Regions from separate parts of the Homo sapiens genome. Here region 2 is linked to region 1. A link is a loop called in an ENCODE intact Hi-C map of the cell type or tissue named here. Cell type or tissue: CD4-positive, alpha-beta T cell. All regions are shown on one strand. Links, peaks and the distances in the headings refer to the core of each region. The heading gives the core; the rest is flanking DNA.

The links. A loop is a pair of places that touch in the nucleus more often than their neighbours do. Peaks named below come from ENCODE experiments on the same cell type or tissue, not always from the same donor. Only the 100,000 strongest peaks of a DNase experiment are listed, where the experiment ranks them.
Region 2: it touches region 1 in a loop (2.1-fold over the local background); 3 of 110 quality-filtered maps call a loop at or near these places.

What each region holds. Positions count from the first base shown.
Region 1 is chr1:1,758,164-1,768,375 of GRCh38, reverse strand. NADK (NAD kinase) reads left to right here. Exons shown (of 12, transcript NM_023018.5): 2 at 2,930-3,148; 3 at 6,341-6,424. The coding sequence starts at 2,970. Among named protein-coding and RNA genes, the nearest start is that of NADK, 15 kb to the left of the region's middle. RefSeq lists an enhancer at 7,425-8,382. In CD4-positive, alpha-beta T cell, for the core only: no CTCF peak of the experiment used is centred there; a DNase peak (open chromatin) is centred at 3,935.
Region 2 is chr1:1,817,815-1,828,026 of GRCh38, reverse strand. GNB1 (G protein subunit beta 1) reads left to right here. Exons shown (of 12, transcript NM_002074.5): 3 at 2,528-2,630; 4 at 10,152-10,190. The coding sequence starts at 2,574. Among named protein-coding and RNA genes, the nearest start is that of NADK, 44 kb to the right of the region's middle. RefSeq lists an enhancer at 1,116-2,019. In CD4-positive, alpha-beta T cell, for the core only: no CTCF peak of the experiment used is centred there; no DNase peak of the experiment used is centred there; H3K27ac peaks cover 358 bases.

The sequences.
Region 1 (10,212 bases), core at 707-8,706:
TGTAGAGACAGAATCCTGCTATGTTGCCCAGGCTGTTCCTGAACTCCTGGCCTCAAGTGATCCTCTTACCTCAGCCTCCCAAAGCCCTGGGATTACATGAGTGAGCCACCGTGCCTAGCCTGGTGTCTCTTCTTACAAGGATGCTCATTCTGTCTGATCAGACCCCACACTTATGACCTCATTTTTTCTTTTTTTTTTTTTTTTGAGACGGAGTTTTGCTCTTGTGGCCCAGGCTGGAGTGCAGTGGCACAATCTCGGCTCACTGCAACCTCTGCCTCCTGGGTTCAAGCATTTCTCCTGCCTCAGCGTCCCAAGTAGCTAGGATTACAGGCGCCCGCCACCACGCCCGGCTAATTTTTGTATTTTTTAGGGACAGAGTTTCACTATGTTGGTCAGGCTGGTCTTGAGCTCCTGACCTCAGATGATCTGCCCGCCTCAGCCTCCCACAGTGTTAGGATTACAGATGTGTGCCACCGCGCCCATTTAACTCCTTTCTTAGAGGCCCACCTCCATATTCAGCCACACTGGAAGTTAGGGCTTCAATGTAGGAATTTGGGGGGATTGCTGGGTGGAGTGGCTCACACCTATAGTCCAAGCACTTTGGGAAGCCAAGGCAGGAGGATCACCTGAGCCCAGGAGTTTGAGACCAGCCTAGGCAACACAGAGAGACCTTGTCTCTACAAAATAAAAATAAAAAATAAATTTGGGGAGGACACATTCAGTCCATAATGTCACATTTATCCTTTTTAATGCCAGAATCTACCTTGTCCTCATTAAGATTTATCTTCTTTAATGAGAAGGTATGTTTGGCTTTATTTTGTGTGTTTAGCCTCTGTTGAGTGATTTTTATTGTTTCTGTGCACGGCCCCTCTTCTGTTCTTCTGAAGCTTGTTTTATTCTATTTCTGGCTTTATTGGCTTGAATGCTCAGTTCATGGTTTCCCATGGGCTGTGACCCAGCTTTGATGGGATTGAACCGACCCTGGCAGCCTGTTTATGTCACCTCCAGCTTCTGGGTGTTCCAGATGTTGGGTCTGATCTTCACTTTGATCCCTGGGTTGCTTAAGAGAAAGTTCAGAAACTTCCAAGTGGCTGAGGGCTTTTCTTTGTTTCTATCTCTTCCTGGTTTTATTGTATTGTGGTCAGAAGATGAGGTTCTAGGCTGGGCGTGGTGGCTTACGCCTGTAATCCCAGCACTTCGGGATGCTGAGGCGGGCAGATCATTTGAGGTCAAGAGTTGGAGACCAGCCTGGCCAACATGGTGAAACCCCATCTCTACTAAAAATTCAAAAAAATTAGCTGAGCGTGGTGGCGCACGCCTGTAGTCCCAGCTGCTAGGGAGGCTGAAGCAGGAAAATCACTTGAACCCGGGAAGCAGACGTTGCAGTGAGCTGCGATCACACCACTGCACTCCAGCGTGGGCGACAGAGTGAGACTCTGTCTCAAAAAAAAAAAGATGAGGTTCTAGGCCAGGCATGGTGGCTCATGCCTATAATCCTAGCACTGTGTTGGGAGGCTGAGTTGGGAGGATCACTTGAGGCCAGGAATTGAAGACCAGCCTGGGCAACAGAGCAAGACACCCTGTCTCTACCAAAGGAAAAAAAATTAGCTGGACGTGGTGCTGTACTCCTGTAGTCCCAGCTACTTGGAAGGCTGAGGTGGGATCCTGTCTCAAAAAAAAAAAAAGAAAAAGAAAAAGGGGAAAAAAGGGTGAGGTTTTCTATCCTCACCAGTTTTCTTTGAGGCTTAATATTGGTCAGTTTGGTAAATATTTCATTGGCGCTGAATTCACGATGCAAGGCATGGAGTTCACAACATATCTGCTGGTTCAATTTTATTTGACAGCTTTTCTGGACTAGGGTATTTGAAATTGCACACTTTCTCTCTCATTAATGTGTTGTATTGTTTACGAGAAAAGAGCCTGTCTTTTTTTTTTTTTTTTTTTTTTTTTTTTTTTTTTTTTTTTGAGACGGAGTTTCTTTCGTTCTTGTTGCCCAGGCTGGAGTGCAGTGGCACAATCTCAGCTCACCACAACCTCCGCTTCCCGGGTTCAAGCGATTCTCCTGCCTCAACCTCCCAAGTAGCTGGGATTACAGACATGCGCAACCACGCCCAGCTAATTTTGTAATTTTAATAGAGATGGGGGTTTCTCCATGTTGGTCAGGCTGGTCTCAAACTCCCGACCTCAGGTGAGCCACCGCACCTGGCCAGAGTCTTTCTTTTCTTAAGACAGGGTCTCGCTCATGGGCTACCATGCCCGGCTAATTTTTTTTTTGCTAGAGAAGAGTTCTTTGTTGCCCAGAGTGGTCTTGAACCCCTGGCCTCAACTGATCCTTTCTCTCCAGCCTCCCAAAGTGCTGGGATTACAGGCATGAGCCACCACACCTGGCCACACAGTGTGACTTTCTATTTTGTTCTTTTTTGAAACAATTTTTTTTGTTAATATTATTTTACAGAAAAAATTTTGAGATGAAGTTTCACTCTAGTCACCCAGGCTGGAGTGCAATGGCATGATCTCGACTTACTGCAGCCTCCACCTCCTGGGTTCAAGCGATTCTCCTGCCTCAGTCTACCGAGTAGCTAGGACTACAGGCGCCCACCACAGCTAATTTTTGTATTTTTAGTAGAGACGGGATTTCACCATATTGGTCAGGCGAGGCTGGTTTCGAACTCCTGGCCTCAAGTGATCTGCCCGCCTCTACCTCCCAAAGTGCTGGGATGACAGGCGTGAGCCACGGCACCCAGCCAAAAACCTAGAGTAGTTCTTAAATATCTTTGCAATGGAAACAGTCTGTTTTCAAAGTACTTTGGTAAATTGGACTTCAGCCATTTTTTCCCCTTGATGAAATGGAACATATGTATGTGTAAATTATTATTGTTTCATACATATTTATTTACTTTATTTACATTATTTATTTTATTAAATTAAGGCATCAGTGTTTTTCTGACCGAAGTTCTCATTTCCTGACAATGGAAATGGAACAAGAAAAAATGACCATGAATAAGGAATTGAGTCCAGACGCGGCTGCTTACTGCTGCTCGGCCTGCCACGGCGATGAGACCTGGAGTTACAACCACCCCATCCGGGGCCGGGCCAAGTCTCGCAGCCTGTCTGCCTCGCCCGCCCTGGGGAGCACCAAGGAGTTCAGGTACAACTGGGAGGGATGGTTCCTCTTTTTTTTCTCGTCTGATTTCATAATATTCTTTCTTAAAACGATTATGAAGAATTCTCCTGAGTAGTCTGCGTCGATGCATCCGGAAGGTGAGGCTGGGTCCTTGCCCAGGTGAAGCTGTGCCCTTGAAGGGGGATCCTGGCCCATGGACACCTGCCTGGCGCACGTTCCCAGGTGCCAGCACAGGCACAGGGTGCCACCGTGTTTCTCTATCTGTCTGTATCAGCACAGAACCATCTAACTGGCGCCTACGCTGACCCTTGATGTTAGACTGAAGCGCACTTGGAGAGGAAACTTTTTTTTGAGACTGAGTCTCGCTCTGTCCCCCAAGCTGGAGTGCAGTGGCGCAATCTTGGCTCACTGCAACCTCCGCCTCCCAGGTTCAAGTGATTCTCCTGCCTCATCCTCCCAAGAAGCTGGGATTACAGGCGTGCACCACCATGCCCGGCTAATTTTTGTATTTTTGTAGAGACGGGGTTTCACCATGTTGGCCAGGCTGGTCTTGAACCCCTGACGTCAGGTGATCTGCCCGTCTCAGCCTCCCAAAGTGCTGGGATTACCGGTGCAAGCCACTGTGCCTGGCCTGGAAACATTTGCTCTACAGAAGTCACTGGGGTGTGAGGGGACATCCCTCTTGGCTCTGCTTGTTTTGAGAGGCGAAGGCTGGGGGGTTCTGCACTGTGAGCAGGGCTGGTGGAGGCAGAGTTATGAGCGTGGCCTTGGGCGGGCCCAGCCCTCTCACATGTTGGGCAAGTGGCTCCCTCCTGTGCCAAGAGTGCCCACAGCGCTCACCCTTGCACAATGCTGCTTGGGCAACAGCGCCCCGGGCTTTGCATGACGGTGGCCGCACAAGCACAGCTGTGATGGTGCCTGGGGATGGTGCTCTCGGTTCTGGTGATGGTAAATGTGGTGAGTTTTAGGTGGAAGCTTGCCAGAGCCGGCGCTGCCTAACAAGGATCACGACTATCAAATGCAAGGGGGGCTTTTTGGTGAAAAGTAGTCTTAGAAAGCATGTTGTCTTACCCAGTGAGATGGGAGAGCCTGTAGCGCCTCTGACGTGGTGGCAGCCGTGGAGAAACAGGCTACTCCCACGTTTTCTGTCTACAGAGTCGCTGCCTGAGCCAGGAGGCTACGAGCGCTGGTGGCTGCCTTCATCCCGCAGGCACCACGTCACCACTCAGCCTTTCTCAGATGCCTCGTTGCCTCGTTGTCAGTGGGGGTCGTTGTCCTGTACCTCCAGGCCACCCCAGCGCAGTGACTGCGTGAACAGAATTGCTTTGGGGTTTTATTTTTTTTTCCTGTGGGTTCTTTGGCATAATGCACCATTTCTGTTGCATTCTGAACCTGATGACAGCAGCCCTGGGTCAGAGGTCGCCTCCATAGTGAGTGACAGGCGCCTTCAGGGTGAGGTGGGGGAGGAGGTAGCCAAATACGCCCAAGCATAGCCTGTCCTTGGGAAGGAAACATTAAATCCCAACACCCACTTCGAGAAACATTGTTTTCCGCAATAATCTTTTCAGTTCGTAAGTAAGTAAAATTCTTTTGTAATGTACTTCGTTTTCTTCTTCTTTTTTTTTTTTTTTTTGAGATGGAGTCTTGCTCTGTCGCCCAGGCTGGAGTGCAGTGGTGTGATCTAGGCTCACTGCAAGCTCTGCCTCCCGAGTTCAAGTGATTCTCCTGCCTCAGCCTCCTGAGTAGCTGGGATTACAGGCATATGCCACCACGCCTGTCTAATTTTTGTATTTTTAGTAGAGATGGGATTTCACCATGTTGGCCAGGCTGGTCTCGAACACCTGACTTGAGGTGATCCGCCCACCTCAGCCTCCCAAAGTGCTGGGATTACAGGCGTGAGCCACAACGCCCGGCTAATTTTTTGTATTTTTGTGTAGAGACAGGGTTTCACCGTGTTAGCCAGGATGGTCTCAATCTCCTGCCTCGTGATCCGCCTGCCTTGGCCTCCCAAAGTGCTGGGATTACAGGCGTGAGTCACTGCACCCGGCCTGTACTTACCAATTTTTAAAAGGCTGAGGTAAACAAGTCCGTGACCACTGATGGCCACGCCTGTGTCACCTGTGGAGCAGCCCTCAGGGCACCACGGCTCTCCTGGGGTTGTCTGGCCCTGCGAGGCAGCGGAAGGCCGTTCTTCTGCATTGGGACTTGAGGATTTTGTTGGGCCGTTGCCTGGCCAGCTGTGTGCAAGTTTTCTGAGTTTGTGAAGGGACTGGGAGGCTCCCGGGCACCTAGGACGAGGGCAGCCTCAGTGCTGGACCCTGAGGAGCACAGCGGTCCTGACAGCATTCTCCCCAGGACGCGTGCGGCTGCCACAGCCCCTGGCTGGGTGATTTAACTGTGACCTGGCCATGTTTAAATCACTAGGAAAGTTGTTGAGCCGTTCATCTGGCGTCTTTTATTCATTCATTCATTCATTCATTCATTCATTCATTTTGAGACAGAGTTTCACTTTTTTCAGCCAGGCTGGAGTACAGTGGCTCGATCTCGGCTCACTGCAACCACCACCTCCTGGGTTCAAGCAGTTCTCTTGCCTCAGCCTCCTGAGTAGCTCGGACTGCAGGCACACGCCACCAGGCCTGGCTAATTTTTCTTTTTTTAGTAAGGATGGGGGTTTCACCATGTTGGCCAGGCTGGTCTCAAACTCCTGACCTCACGTGATCCACCCACCTCAGCCTCCTGAAGTGCTGAGATTACAAGTGTGAGCCACTGCGCCCGGCCTACGTCTTTTTTATTGACATGAGTTCAGAGTGAACATTTGTGCTAGAATTTTAATCTAGACGATTTAGAGATGAGATGTTGTCTCAGGTTTTGAGTCCCAAATGCAGATCTAGAGAGGGGTCCTGGAGACACTGAGGAATTCTGATCCCAGGCTGGCCCTGGCCCTGGCATTTTCCTTGTTTGGGCTGAAGCTCTCCCCGGCTTGGGTCATGATCTGAGCGGCGCGTGGGCATGCGTGCTCCTCACAGGTGCCGCTCCAGTGCAGCCATGGACCTGGGCAGAACCTTCCAAGGGCTATTGTGTGGCTGCTGGGCAGATGGAGTTGGCATCTTTCAAATTGCATGTATGCCTTACCGTGTAACCTCCTCTGTATCTGTGTCTGTCACTGCATGTCTGGTTTCAGGCCCTGGTGGCTCTGACACTGCCCTCTCCCCACAGGAGGACACGCTCTCTTCATGGGCCATGCCCGGTGACCACTTTTGGACCAAAGGCCTGTGTGCTGCAGAACCCCCAGACCATCATGTGAGTGCTGGGGCCCCAGGACGGGGGGTTCTTGGAAGGGAGAGAACCCCTAGACCATCATGTGAGTGCCGGGGGCCATGGGATGGGGGAGTCCTCGGGATGTGTGTGGAGTTGTGGGATCGCTGTGTTGAGGAAGATTCTAGCACTTCATGTGAGAAGTACATGTTTAGGTCATTTAAACAAAAAGCCACATGGGCGTCCTCCCTGAACCCCCTGAGTGCAGGCATCCGAGCGGGGGCTCCCCAGCTGTGGCTTTTCCAGTGGCTTTGAGAAAGTGGACGGCAGGCGAGCCGGGGCCTGGAGACCGGGTCACAGCCCGTGGGTGTGGCGGCTTCCACATGAGATCCTCAGGGCTGCCTTTTTGTTTCTTTAAGAGTGAGTGAGAATTCTGGGGTGGGTTGCGTTTGCTATTTGATGGTTCAGTTTGTCAACACATTCTGCCTGGAGGCCCGTCATAGTGTCATGGGAAAAACGCAACAGTGATCGATCTGATATCTGTGTTTTATGTGTAAAGAATTATAATCCAGGCTGGGCGCAGTGGCTCACACCTGCAGTCCCAGCACTGTGGGAGTCCGAAGCAGGCAGATCACTTGGGCCCAGGAGTTTGAGACCAGCCCGGGCAACATGGTGAAAGCCCATCCCTACAAAAAACACAAAAATTGGTCAGCTGCGGTGGCTCACACCTGTAATCCCAGCACTTTGGGAGGCCAAGGGGGGCGGATCACGAGGTCAGGAGTTCAAGACCAGCCTGGCCAATATGGTGAAACCCCATCTCTACTAAAAGTACAAAAATTAGCCAAGCATGGTGGCGCGTGCCTATAATCCCAGCTACTTGGGAGGCTGAGACAGAGAACTGCTTGAACCCGGGAGGCAGATGTTGCAGTAAGCCGAAGATCGCACCATTGCACTCCAGCCTGGGCGACAGAGCAAGACTCAGACTCAGAAAAATACAAAAATTAGCAGGCATCGTTGCACACACCTGTAGTCCCAGTTGCCAAGGAGGCTGGGGCGGGAGGATCACCTGAACCTGGGAGGTTGAGATTGCAGGGAGCTGTGATTATCAAAGTGCATTCCGCCTGGGCGACAGAGCAAGACTGTCTCCAGAGAAAAAAGTGAGCTCCCAGCCAGCCCTGAGAGTCGTATTCTGCACCTGGTAGACATCCTCATTGCCTCTTCCCCAGAGAAGCCTTTGCTTCTGGGACTGGTGCCTCAGCTCTCAGGCCTCTGTGCAGAACGGGCTCTCTTCCTCTGTGCAGAACGGGCTCTCTTCAGGGCCTCCTCCTTCACGGAGTCATGGATGCTTCACTTTCTGCAAGGGAGGACCATGCGGAAGGGCCGAGTGTTCCAGCGCGCAGGCTGCTGGGGACTGTTGACCAGAAAGCGCAATGCGGCCGTGTGATACGGGGGCGGCCACTGCATGGCCCTTTGCTGACAGGCACCGGTGCCATGGAGGCTGGGGGCGCACAGCAGGGACGGAGGCCCCAGCCCTGGGCTGTCACCGAAGTTCAGGTCCCAGGAGCCACGGGGGAGTCATCCGAGGAGCTGCTCTGCAAAGTGTGGGCCCCGCGGCAGCGTGCGTCCCAGGCAGGACGGGGGTTGGCCTTGCTGCTCCAGACGCTGACGGAGCCCCTTAGGATGGAAGTGACTCGCACTTGTGCTTTTGAGGCCCAGCCCTTTCAGTGCCACTGGTTCCCGGAGTGTCTGTGACCTGTCACTGCTGCCAAATGCCTGAGGCGGGGGGCCCGACCCCTGTTTGCTTTCCCTCATCCAGTCCATCTGCAGATTCTGTCACTTTGATCCCAAAATATCCAAGCAGCTCCCCTGCACTATTGCCCGGCTGCCCTCCGCTGTGTGGACTCCTGACCACTCGCCGCGGCCTCACCATCCCTTCCCTGCACAGCAGCCACGTGGGTGACCCAGAGTGCTCCACTGCCCTCCCGGCCCCGCCGTGGCTCTGTCCCGCCATCCTGTGCTTGCTGTGTCCCTGGCACCCCACCGGGCCTCTCCCCCGCTGCCTGGTGCCCTCCCTGCACTTCCTGGTCCTGGCAGAGCCACTCCTTTGTCACTCGCATCTCAGCTGCTGCCTTCACCAGCCGTCAGTCACTCGGGCCAGGGCGGGGTCACCGGACAGGTGCATGTTCTGCCTCAGCCCTCAGACCAGGGCGTACTCAGTGGTCCCCGAGCTGCCCGAGGCCAGACAGCCCCGCAGGAGGAAGCGGTGGGTTTGTGGGGCAGCCTTGAGGGGCATGCAGCTTTCTCGGCACCCCCATGGGAGCACGCCCCCTCTGGGCTCTGTGTCTCTGGGATCATAACCTCCCGCTTCCCATCCCCGCTGTGGAGGGGCAGGGCTTCCCATGCATCTGAACTTCCGTCTTCCCTGATAGTCCAGAGCAAGACCCTGTGGGGGCGCCTGGTGAGGAGGGCACCCGCTTCCTGTTTTGTTGTCCAGGGAATTGGTGGGCCTGTGTTGTGGAGGTGCGTGAGTGCCCGTGTGTCACAGTGTGCGTGGCCACCCATGTGTGAGACAGTCTCAGTAGGAGCTGGCCAGGCGGGCCAGGCTGTGGCCATGCTGGCTTCACGCCACCCCCTGCCCTCTCCGTGCAGTACCCACAGCCGTGTGTGCCTGCAAGCTTCACGCCACCCCCTGCCCTCTCCGTGCAGTACCCACAGCCGTGCGTGCCTGCAAGGGCTGGTGTCCTGCTTTGCAGGTGACCCAGGAAGAGGTCGAGGCGCTGGTTTGTGGTCACACACAGCGGTGGGTGCCTGGGCCGGTGTACGACGCCGCTGCTGGTGGCTCTGGCTGGGCTCAGCTGAGCCTCAGGGCTGGAATGGGTGTAGGCCAGGCCACTGGGTCAGTGGTGACTGTTGGCGGGGAGAGCAGGGGGAGCCGTGTGCAGGGCGGGGGCTTTGCTGGCTGACCAGGCCGGAGGACCGTGAGCCACCTGCACGCCCTTGGGCCGGAGCCAAGCAGAGTGACGCAGCGGGCTAGGAGGCAGGGAACGCCCTTCCACCTGACTGTGGCCTGAGGGTGCCTTCCCTGGGGCCCAGCCGGTTCCGCGGGCCAGAGCGGTGGCTGGCGCAGTGCTGGGGCGAGGCTGGAGGCTGGGTACTTGGCCAGGTCTGAGGCCACGGGAACAGAGGGCTTGGTCCCACCCGGCTCAGTTAGGAGCAGGGAGCTGAAGTGTGGCCTCTTTGCTGCTGAACTGAGGACTTTTTTTCAGAAGGGATTAGGCAGGAGGACCATGTGACCAATGAGGAAACTGTTTTGTTTTGTTTGATTTTTATAAGTGTAGGAAGCTCTTTTGACTTAGTTGCTTTTACAACAACTTTACCAAGTCTCATCACAATTGTGTTTTGCTTTGAGTTTTGAGTATGAAGAGCTTAGGCTTCTAGTGTGGGCGCACAGTCAGGACCATACCGATGGGGCGGCCGCGTGTTCGCCAAGCGTGGCCTGGATGCTGTGGACACACTGGCCGGCTCCCAGCAGGCAGGGGCTACCTCGCGAGCCACATGTGTGACCCGGCAGGTGCTGAGCTCATAGGGGATGGCATGAGTGACCCCACGCCTCCCAGTAATGCCTGCACAGGGTGAGTGCTGACCAGCTTCCGAAGGTCACAAGCGATGGGCTAAGGTCTGTGGCCCTGTGGCTGCCATCGGCGTCTGTGTTGTGGTTCTGGGGGTGTTAGTGGGACGGTCACACTCCTGGGGAAGTCACTGCTGGGAAGAGGCATGGCAGGCAGCAGCTTTCTCGATTGGGCAACTTGGAACTAGCTGGCTGGCGCGGTGGT
Region 2 (10,212 bases), core at 2,213-10,212, 58 kb before region 1:
TTGAAGCATCTCAGAACATGCGTTTCTCTTTCCCGAGATCCCAGGAGTTTGTTGTTTTTAGTCCCGTACTATAAAAATTAGCTTTACTTTTTAGTGTTTAAATGATCAGAAACTGTGTGTGTTAACTAAAACAGTTTAATTCGGGGTACTTCATAACATTAACTTGTTTTCTTCATGTTGATTTTGGAAGGATTAAAGTAGCTTTACAGACTAAGAACAATTCTCTATTATGCGTGCGGGGTGCTGGTGAAATAAAACTACCCCCAACTCTGCAAAATTGTGTGCATAATATAATTTGATCATGTGTGAAATACAAGTGAGTAGTGTCAGGGCATGCAGAAAGAATGCAAAGCACAAGGCATCCAGACAGCTTCCATCTGAGACACTGCTCATCTTGTCCTGGCACTCTTACTGCTTAACACATTAACGTCCACAAATCACAGTCGCTAGGATTTATATGTGAAAACCAGGGAAAGAATTAACCAGTCTTATCCCTTAAGAATAAACTGCCCTTGAGGTGTGACCTTGTCCATACCTAATTCCGGTGATGCTCCATGTGTGCAGGGAGGCCTGAGGTATTTTTCCTTAGTGAAGCTTTCCTCATGATTAAAACATCCGTTTCAAATAATGCCTTTAGAAACAACTATTTGGTCAGAAATCTTTCTGACACCGTGTTGCTGTGCAGCCTGCCTCCCCAGAGAGCAGTGGCAGCAGGATGCCTGGTCTGCGTGCTCGTGTTACGGGGCATGCCTTGCAGGCCTTTCTGGTTCTGTGGACCGTAGACATCAAGTATCTATACTGTAGGTTATTCGAATTCCTTTAGGCACACTAGGAAAGTTCAGACTGGAAACTGACGGCTGAGCTTCTTAGGTCATCGGATAGTTTCCCACAGATGGGTTTTAATCTCAAGAAAATAACTGCTATCAGTTAGATTTTGATGTATATTGTATTAGCCTTTTGACTTACACAAAAGTTATAATGGTAAAATTGATCCTCTGTGTAATTTATGTAGGAAATTGAAGTGCTTGCATAAGCCGTACTTGCATGTGAGAGCTAATTGTAAGGGATTAAAGACATTAGCAACTGTGTCCTCAGCTTTGTTATACTTGAGTCATACTTAACAGCCAAGATCTTCAGTCATACATTAACAGCTAAGATCTTGGTCAGAAATGCAGCCTCCATTTATGACATTCTCTTGGGAAAATAAGTCTCTTGTTTAACAAGGTGATTTAGTTTTTACTTTGATTTCAGGAATATTGTCTAACGTGAGTAGGGCGAGAAGGCAGGGCGGCTTGTACTGAGCCTAATTTAGCCTGCACCTATAAGGATCAAGGTGTTGTTTCTGAGCCTCCTGGGATCCCAGGGCTCACTTGGGTGGGAGAGTGGGTTGTCCCTGAGCCAAAAAACTGCTGGACACACCCTGTGTGCTCAGGATTGCTGTGTGAGCATCCTGACAGCTTTTGACCAGTAGCGGTTCATGGTTACTGAGATGAGGTGGCTTTGAGATTCTTGGTTGCCAGGTTGCCACTCACCCCCGTTCCCTGAAGTAACTTCCCCTAGGTCTTCATGCGATAGCTATCCTAAGTGTCAGGTTTTATTTTTTTTATTTTGAGATGGAGTCTCGCTCTGTCACCCAGGCCGGAATGCAGTGGTGTGATTTTGGCTCAGTGCAACCTCTGCCTCCCAGGTTCAAATGATTCTTCTACCTCAGCCTCCCAAGTAGTTGGGATTACAGGCGTGTGCCACCATGCCCAGCTAATTTTTGTATTTTTAGTAGAGATCGGGTTTCACCATGTTAGCCAGGCTGGTCTTGAACTCCTGACCTCAAGTGATCCACCCGCCTTGGCCTCCCAAATTGTTGGGATTACAGGCATGAGCCACCACACCTGGCCTAAATGTCAGTCTTATGTTCTTGGATTTATAGGGAGACCTAGATTTTTTTATGAAAAATGCTTAACAGATTTTTCTTTTTATAACCCACCAGCATATGTTGAGTAGTATTTTAGACATTGTAATATTATGCAAAGCCAATAAATAATCATAATTATATTTTATTTACCTGGCCCTACTTAGCCATTGTATAAGTTCTGATGAATGCTGAAGAAAAGTTCTCTGGTTTGTAATGAGACCATAGTTCTCAGACTTTCCTTTTTTTTTTTTTTGAGACGGAGTATTGCTGTGAAGCCCGGGCTGGAGTGCACTGGCGCCATCTCGGCTCACTGCAAGCTCTGCCTCCCAGGTTCACGCCATTCTCCTGCCTCAGCCTCCCAAGTAGCTGGGACTACAGGCGCCTGCCACCATGCCTGGCTAATTTTTTTGTATTTTTAGTAGAGAAGGGGTTTGACCGTGTTAGCCAGGATGGTCTCGATCTCCTGACCTCGTGATCTGCCCGCCTCGGCCTCCCAAAGTGCTGGGATTACAGGCTTGAGCCACCACGCCCACCTTAAACTTTCAATTTACTTTTCTCACCTGCTTCATTAAATTATCCAACAGTTGTTTATTGATTGTGCTTGTCTTTCTGTTTCAGATCTCACATTCTTGAAGGTGGCATTGAAGAGCACTAAGATCGGAAGATGAGTGAGCTTGACCAGTTACGGCAGGAGGCCGAGCAACTTAAGAACCAGATTCGAGTATGTAGTTGTGTGTGCTTGGTTTTATTAATCATTTGAGTTTCAGGTTAGATGTTACTTGTTTTAGGAAAAATGGTTTACAGGATGACTTGTTCTATGTTTTATATGAAATTGAATCTTAGTTGGCCCAGGATGTACTAATTATAGATCTAGATACTTAGCCTAGTACATTGTTTTTGGGATTTTGCTTTCTGTATACAATTTGTTATTTGAATATACACCAGATGTCTCCGTAGAATTTATAAGTGTCTTTTGCATTCTTTATCATAACCTTGAAAATTTGTGATACCCTGGGCCACTGATCAGACTGTGATATCTACCTCCCTCCCCTGAATATTGGGACTATTGACAGCAGAAAACTTGCTTAAAAGTAAGAGTATTAACAACAATAAAAAAAGTATTTCAGGTATATCTGATGTATTTTTTCCTAATTTTGAAAGATCTTCCCTAGCGGTGATGATTGGAATCTACAGCTTCTGATAGACTGCTAGATGGAGCAGATATATCTAAATCCAAGATAGAGGCCGGGTGTGGGGGGCTCATGCCTGGAATCCCAGCAGTTTGGGAGGCCAAGGCGGGTGGATCACCTGAGGTCGGGAGTTCGAGACCAGCCAGGGCAACATAGTGAAACCCCCATCTCTACAAAAAATATAAAAATTAGCTGGGTGTGGTGGTGTGTGCCTGTATTCCCAGCTACTCAGGAGGCTAAAGTCAGAGAATCCCTTGAACCCGGGAGGCAGAGGATCCAGTGAGCCGAGATTGTGCCACTGCACTCCAACCTGGGCGTCAGAGTGAGACCCTGAAAAATAAAAAAAAAATTGAAGATAAATTTATTTACCGTGTGTAAATAAACTGCACTGTAAAAAGAATACCTTTCACAGAATTCTAAAACATTAAATTCCAGTCTGTGACTGATGTAGGATGTTAAATTGCAGAGTTCATAAACTTTTATTTGAGAGAGAGTTTCACTCTGTTGTGCCCAGGCTGGAGTGCAGTGGCGCGATCTCGTCTCACTGCAACCTCTTTCAAGCAATTCTCTTGCCTCATAACTTTCTGAAAAGGGAGGAGCAGTAGGTCTAAATGGAATTCATTCTGCTGCTCCTACTTTTGTGAAGCAGTACTTCTAGTAAATATTTTATAGAGAAACATTTAATGCAAGTATGTGTTTCCTTTCTGAAACTGCTGATGTGAAGAGTAAGAGAAAAAGAGGCAGACTTCTCAGGAAAAACCACGTCTTCAGTATGTTTTTAGGTTTTGTCCATTTGATGTAAGAGCTTTCTCTTACTCTTGTTTGCTCTGTCAAGCTTTAGCTGTTCTTCAGAGTGTCGCTGTACAGGAAGCTGATGACATTCAGTACATACCTAAATAACAGTTTATAAGCTGGGTATGGTGGTGCGCGCCTGTAGTCTGAGCTACCCAGGAGGATCACTTGAGCCCAGGAGGTTGAGGCTGTATAGTAAGCTGTGATTGCACCACTGCACTGCAGCCTAGGTGACAAAGTGACACCTTCTCAAAATACAGTAAAATAAAATAAAAAACAACAGTTTATTTTTCTGACTCCAGTGCAAGGATGAAGTCAAGTATTTCCTTTTAAACGGCCAATTACATGTTTAGAAAGCCCACCAGGATTTGGAGAGAGAAACACCAACATAATTTTAGGCAACTTGTTCCTGAACTTGAGAAAAAATAATGGAATTCTCTGAGATTTACAGCCAAAGAGAAAACAAAGTATCCTCTACTGTAAGAATTTTAAATCTTAACATTTAAAAGATCTTACATAGGTGAATAGGGAAGACTTAGATTTTTTTAATAGTTTGCTCTGATCAGACTTGTTTAACATGTCCCCTCCACCAAAATTAATCAAATGTGTTCTGAAATATTTAGTTTGATATAAAATTATTCTCTGAAATATCTATTTAAATAAAACCAAAAGGTATTCAAATTTTGCCTGACTTAATACTTAAGCTTCTGCTGTTCATTTTAAGTCAGCATGGTTTTTGGCAAGTAAAAAAGAAAAGCAAAGTGTTGTTATTTAATAATAATCTAACTGGGTTTTTGGGGGGGTTCAGAACACTCTCAGCTCTTTACCACCTGCTTTTGAGACTATATTTCATCTTATAGAAATCAGATTTTTTTTTTTTTTTTTTTTTTTTTCTGGAGACAGTCTCGCCCTGTTCCCCAGGCTGGAGTGCAGTGGCGCGATCTCAGCTCACTGCAAGCTCCTCCTCCTGGGTTCACACCATTCTCCTGCCTCGGCCTCCTGAGGAGCTGGGACTATAGGCGCCCGCCACCACACCCGGCTAATTTTTTGTACTTTTAGTAGAGATGGGGTTTCACCGTGTTAGCCAGGATGGTCTCGATCTCCTGACCTCGTGATCCGCCCACCTCGGCCTCCCAAAGTGCGGGGATTACAGGCATGAGCCACCACGCCCGGCCTAGAAATCAGAATTTTAAAGTTTACCCTGAAAATGTCTTAAATAGTAGGGTGATTTGGCATATTTGAAGAAATTTTGTTTTTCTGACAGCTATAAGTTGTTCACAAATAGTGGACTTGGATCTATTCATAGCAGATGGAAAGAGCTTGTATGGCACAGGTGAAAGACACCCAAATTTAAAAAATTAAGGCCAAAAGGAACTGTTGCACCTCCTTCCGAGGTTTGGACCCTGTCACGTTGTGAATTCCCCAGGGCCTTCTTGCACAGGGGGCTCCCTCTTGGGCTGGCACAAATGTCACGTGACATTCCCCACATGCTCTTGTTGCCACATAAAAAATGTAAAAAGAGGTCGGGCGCGGTGGCTGACGCCTGTAATCCCAGCACTTTGGGAGGCTGAGGCATGTGGATCACAAGGTCAGGAGATCGATACCATCCTGGCTAACACGGTGAAACCCCGTCTCTACTAAAAGAAAAAAAATACAAAAAAAATTAGCCAGGTGTGGTGGTGGTGGGCGCCTGTAGTCCCAACTACTTGGGAGGCTGAGGCAGGGAATGGCGTGAACCTGGGAGGCGGAGCTTGCAGTGAGGCGAGAGCGCGCCACTGCACACTCCAGCCTGGGAGACAGAGCGAGACTCCGTCTCAAAAAAAAAAAAAAAAAAAGTAAAAAGAGAGACGGCCAGGCACCGTGGCTCATGCCGTTAATCCCAGTACTTTGGGATACCAAGGCAGGAGGATTGCATGAGCCCAAAAGCTTGAGACCAGCCTTTGTAAGGTAGAAAGGCCCTGTCTTTTGAAAAAGAATGAAAAGAAACGGGTGGAATTAACCCTAACAAGGTTTTTTTCATTTTTTTGTTTGTGTGTTTTGAGACAGGGTCTCTGTCAGTCATTCAAGCTGGAGAGCAGTGGTGCGATCACAGCTCACTGCAGCCTCCCGAGTAGCTGGAACTACAGGAGCATGCTGCCACACCTGGCTGGTTTTTTTCAATTTTGTAGAGACAGAGTCCACCATGTTGCCCCAGCTGGTCTTGAACTCCTAGGGCTCAAGGGATCTTCCCGCCTCAGCCTCCCAAAGTGCTGGCAGGTGTGAACCACCATGCCTGGCCCAACAAATTTTATCTAAGGCAGTATATCTAAAATATTATTTATTATGCAATGTGTAATTAATACATTTTAATTGAGATATTTGACACTGTTTTTGTCCCAAGTCTCCTGGTTCCGTTTGCTGTGCGCAGCAGCCACAGGCAGGTCATGGCCCCCGCGGTGGGACGTTCACTAGGAGAGGCGCCTAGCTGCTTTGTCTCCGAAGTACCAGGAACCGCGCTGTGTTAGTTCCTTTGCACGAGACAGGGACAGCAAAAGCTGTTGAAGTCCTTTTACCCCAAATGGGAAAGGAAGACTTATTTTTAAAATGTAGAACATTTTTTCCTGATTGCCCAAGGAATACGTGCTTGTTAAAGAATGCAGAGCATAGTGAATCAAACAAGAAATTGTAGATGATTCTAAAAGGGGCTGTTTTCTTTCTTAGATTTGTTTTTCAGCCAAAAGACCCTTAAAGGACCTTGCATGCTCCTTTTGATTATTATTGAGGAAACACAGGCTCTCAGAGGGATTCTGATTAAAACATGGTGTGCCTTAAAATACACAGAGTAGCTGATGGAGTAAGGAAAGCTCCACAGGATGCACAGGCGTAGATGTGTTCTGGAGCGGCATGCCAGCCAGTGCAAGGGAGCAGGGTCCATTCGTGCGAGAGGCAGCTGCAATGGATGCCCGGTCCAAAATGTCCAGCGACTCCATGCTGAGCAGGGCCCAGGCTTTAATTTAGGATGAAACCCCAAAGTAAGTGTGTTACTGTGTCATTTGACAAATCCAAAAAGAATGAGAAATCAACTGATGAGTGGCTTGGATATGTTCATCTCTGGTTTAAGTGGACATCATAATATGTATCTACAGGAGTCCATTAAACTGGAAATTAATCTGAAAGAACTTGAAGACTTTTTCTTCTTTGTTAAGCAGTTATAGAGCTTGTTTCCATTAAAAGACTTCTTCCTACAGTTTTAAAAGTTGAAGGTGTCTGTTCTGCAAAGTGCTGCACTCAGTTAAATAAGCTGGTTATTGGCTAAAATAAAGATTGAATTGAAGTTATCTGTGTGTTGTTTTTACAGTAGTTTTTCCTTCGGTTTAACAGTAGTATCACCACAGTCTGTTACACTGTACCTTAAGAAACTCATTTTAGTCATTGGACACTAACCGGGGGAAGTTGCTTAAATCTCATGTTTTATTTTCTCCATTTTAAATTTTCTTATGATGTTTTAAAATCAAAGGCTGTAACATCAACAAGAATAGTATTTCAAAAACAAATATTAAACTCAGTACTTGCCAGTAAAATTCATTGACAAAAAGACTTCTGCTGCTCTAAGTATTCTTCATCCCCCTTACTCCAAATGTTACTGCTTGCATAGAAATACTCGATTTTTTTGTGTGTGTCTTAATTATAAGCAGAATGACCAATAAAGAGCTTAACTAAAGATGAATTTGGAATGTATAAATTTGGTATATTTATAATAATCTCAGTATAGTTCCTTTTTTTTTTTTTTTTTTTTTTTTAAACAGAGTCTCGCTCTGTTGCCCGGGCTGGAGTGCAGTGGTGTGATCTCAGCTCACTGCAACCTCTGCCTCCCAGGTTCAAGCGATTCTCCTGCCTCAGCCTCCCCAAATAGTTACGATTACAGGTGCCGGCCACCATGCCTGGTTAATTTTTGTGTTTTTAGTAGGGATGGGGTTTCACCATGTTGGCCAGGCTTGTCTTGAACTCCTGACCTCAGGTGATCCACCCACCTCAGCCGCCTGAGGTGTTGGGATTACAGGCATGAGCCACTGCGCCTGACCAATATATTTCCATATTATCAGTTTATAATATTCCCACAAGCTTCCTAAAGTAGAAATCATTTGCAGTGAGCAGTTTGCCCCAAAAGCCTGAACCGCTGGGAACTCGTCCTCCACCTTCCCCATGTGGGGCACTTGGACGCACGCCTGTAAGGGCTGCACATGCCATTTGCCATTTTGAAAGTAGATGGTCAGATGACAGCATATAAACACATTTTTCTTACTAGAAAGTGTCAGCTGGGCATGGTAACTCTCCCCTATAATCCCAACACTTTGGGAGGCCAAGGGGGAAGGATCATTTGAGCCCAGGAGTTCAAGACCAGCCACAGGCAACATGACGAGATCCCCATCTCTACAAAAAAAAAAAAAAAATTAGCCGGGCATAGTAATGCATGCTTGTAGTCCCAGCTATTCAGGAGGCTGACGTGGGAGGGTCACCTGAGCCCAGGAGGTCGAGGCTGCAGTGAGCTGTGATGACATCACTGCACTCCAGGCTGGGCAACAGAGCCAGATCCTGTCATAAAAATAAATAAATACATAGTTTAAAAAAAAAAAGAGGCCAGGCGGGGTGGCTCACGCCTGTAATCCCAGCACTTTGGGAGGCTGAGATGAGCGGATCACCTGAGGTCAGGAGTTCTAGACCAGCCTGGCCAATATGGTGAAACCTCATCTCTACTAAAAATACTAAATTAGCCGGTGTGGTGGCACACGCCTGTGGTCTCAGCTACTCAAGAGGCTGAGACGGGAAGAATCACTTGAACCTGGGAGGCGGAGGCTGCGGTGAGCTGAGATCGCGACACAGCACTCCCGCCTGGGCAAGACAGAGCGAGACTCTGTCTCAAAAAAAAAAAATAGTTGTGATTAAAAAAAAAATTATACCAACACTCAAACTTTAAACCTGTTAGCCATTGTCTTATTTTCCTTCATGTTACGTACCTTTCTATTTCTAAACGTACGTTCTCTTTTGAGATTTCCAGGTCTATTTTCTAGTAACTTTGATCCCTTAGTAATGAAGACACTTGAGTTAGCATTGGTGGATCCCTTCACAGTGCCTACCTGCAGCCGCAGGTCATTTGTAGATGAGCAACGAGAACAGCCAAGAGGCTCATGTACATCTGATTGTCTGGCTCCAGGTCCCTTGCTCGTTTTCCATAGAATTTATTTATTTTTCTTTGTTTTCCTTTATTTTATTTTATTATTATTTTTGTTTTTTTTGAGATGGAGTCTTGCTCTGTTTCCCAGACTGGAGTGCAGTGGCGCAGTCTCGGCTCCCTGCAACCTCCGCCTCCCGGGTTCAAGTGATTCTCCTGCCTCAGCCTCCTGAGTAGCTGGGATTACAGGCGTGCGCCACCACACCCAGCTATTTTTTGTATTTTTAGTAGAGATGGGGTTTCACCATGTTGGCCAGGCTGGTCTTGAACTCCTGACCTCAGGTGATCCACCCACCTCGGCCTCCCAAAGTGCTGGGATTATAGGTGTCAGCCACCACACCCAGCCTATTTTCCTTAAATTTTTAATTTTTATTTTTAGTAGAGACAAGGTCTCACTTTGTTGCCCAGGCTGGTCTTGAACTCATGGGCTCAAGAGATCCTCCTGCCTCAGCTTCCCAAAGTGCTAGGATTACAGACGTGAGACCGCGCCCTCCATAGAATTTAGAATTAATGATTGTTTCTCTTGAAAACAAAGTACTTAGTTAATGCAGTCTGAAGAAAAGTTTTTTTGGGCTGGGTATCTGGTCCTTTTTAGACTTTTTTTTTTTTTTTTTTTTTTTTAATAGACCTTTTCTTTGGGCCACAGCCTTCCTGACCCTAGATGGGCTTTGTAAAAAGAGCAAGTCGTGTGTGCCAGCCTGTGCAGCAGTGAGGGCACAGGCAGCACCAGGGTCCCGGGTGTGTGGGTGCTGCCCCAGCTTGCAGTGTGGTCTCCTCGGTGCTGGCCACAGCTGTGGGTCCCCAGGAATATTGTGCTGCAGGTCTTAGACAGATTTGGGTACTACTGGTTCTCTGTTCAGCGTGGCCTGGACAGTCCACAGATGGTAGTAGACCATGGGGTGTTGAGATGCAAGGAGACTCTGCCGTTCTTTCACATTCTGCTTTTGCTCCTGACAGCTTAGGAAAGCTCTCTTTGAAACTTTGGTATGTGTGGACCTGAGATTGAATGTATCTGAAAGGTTGCTAATTTCTCACTGTCCTTGCTTCCCAGGACGCCAGGAAAGCATGTGCAGATGCAACTCTCTCTCAGGTAAGAGCCCACTGAGTCACGC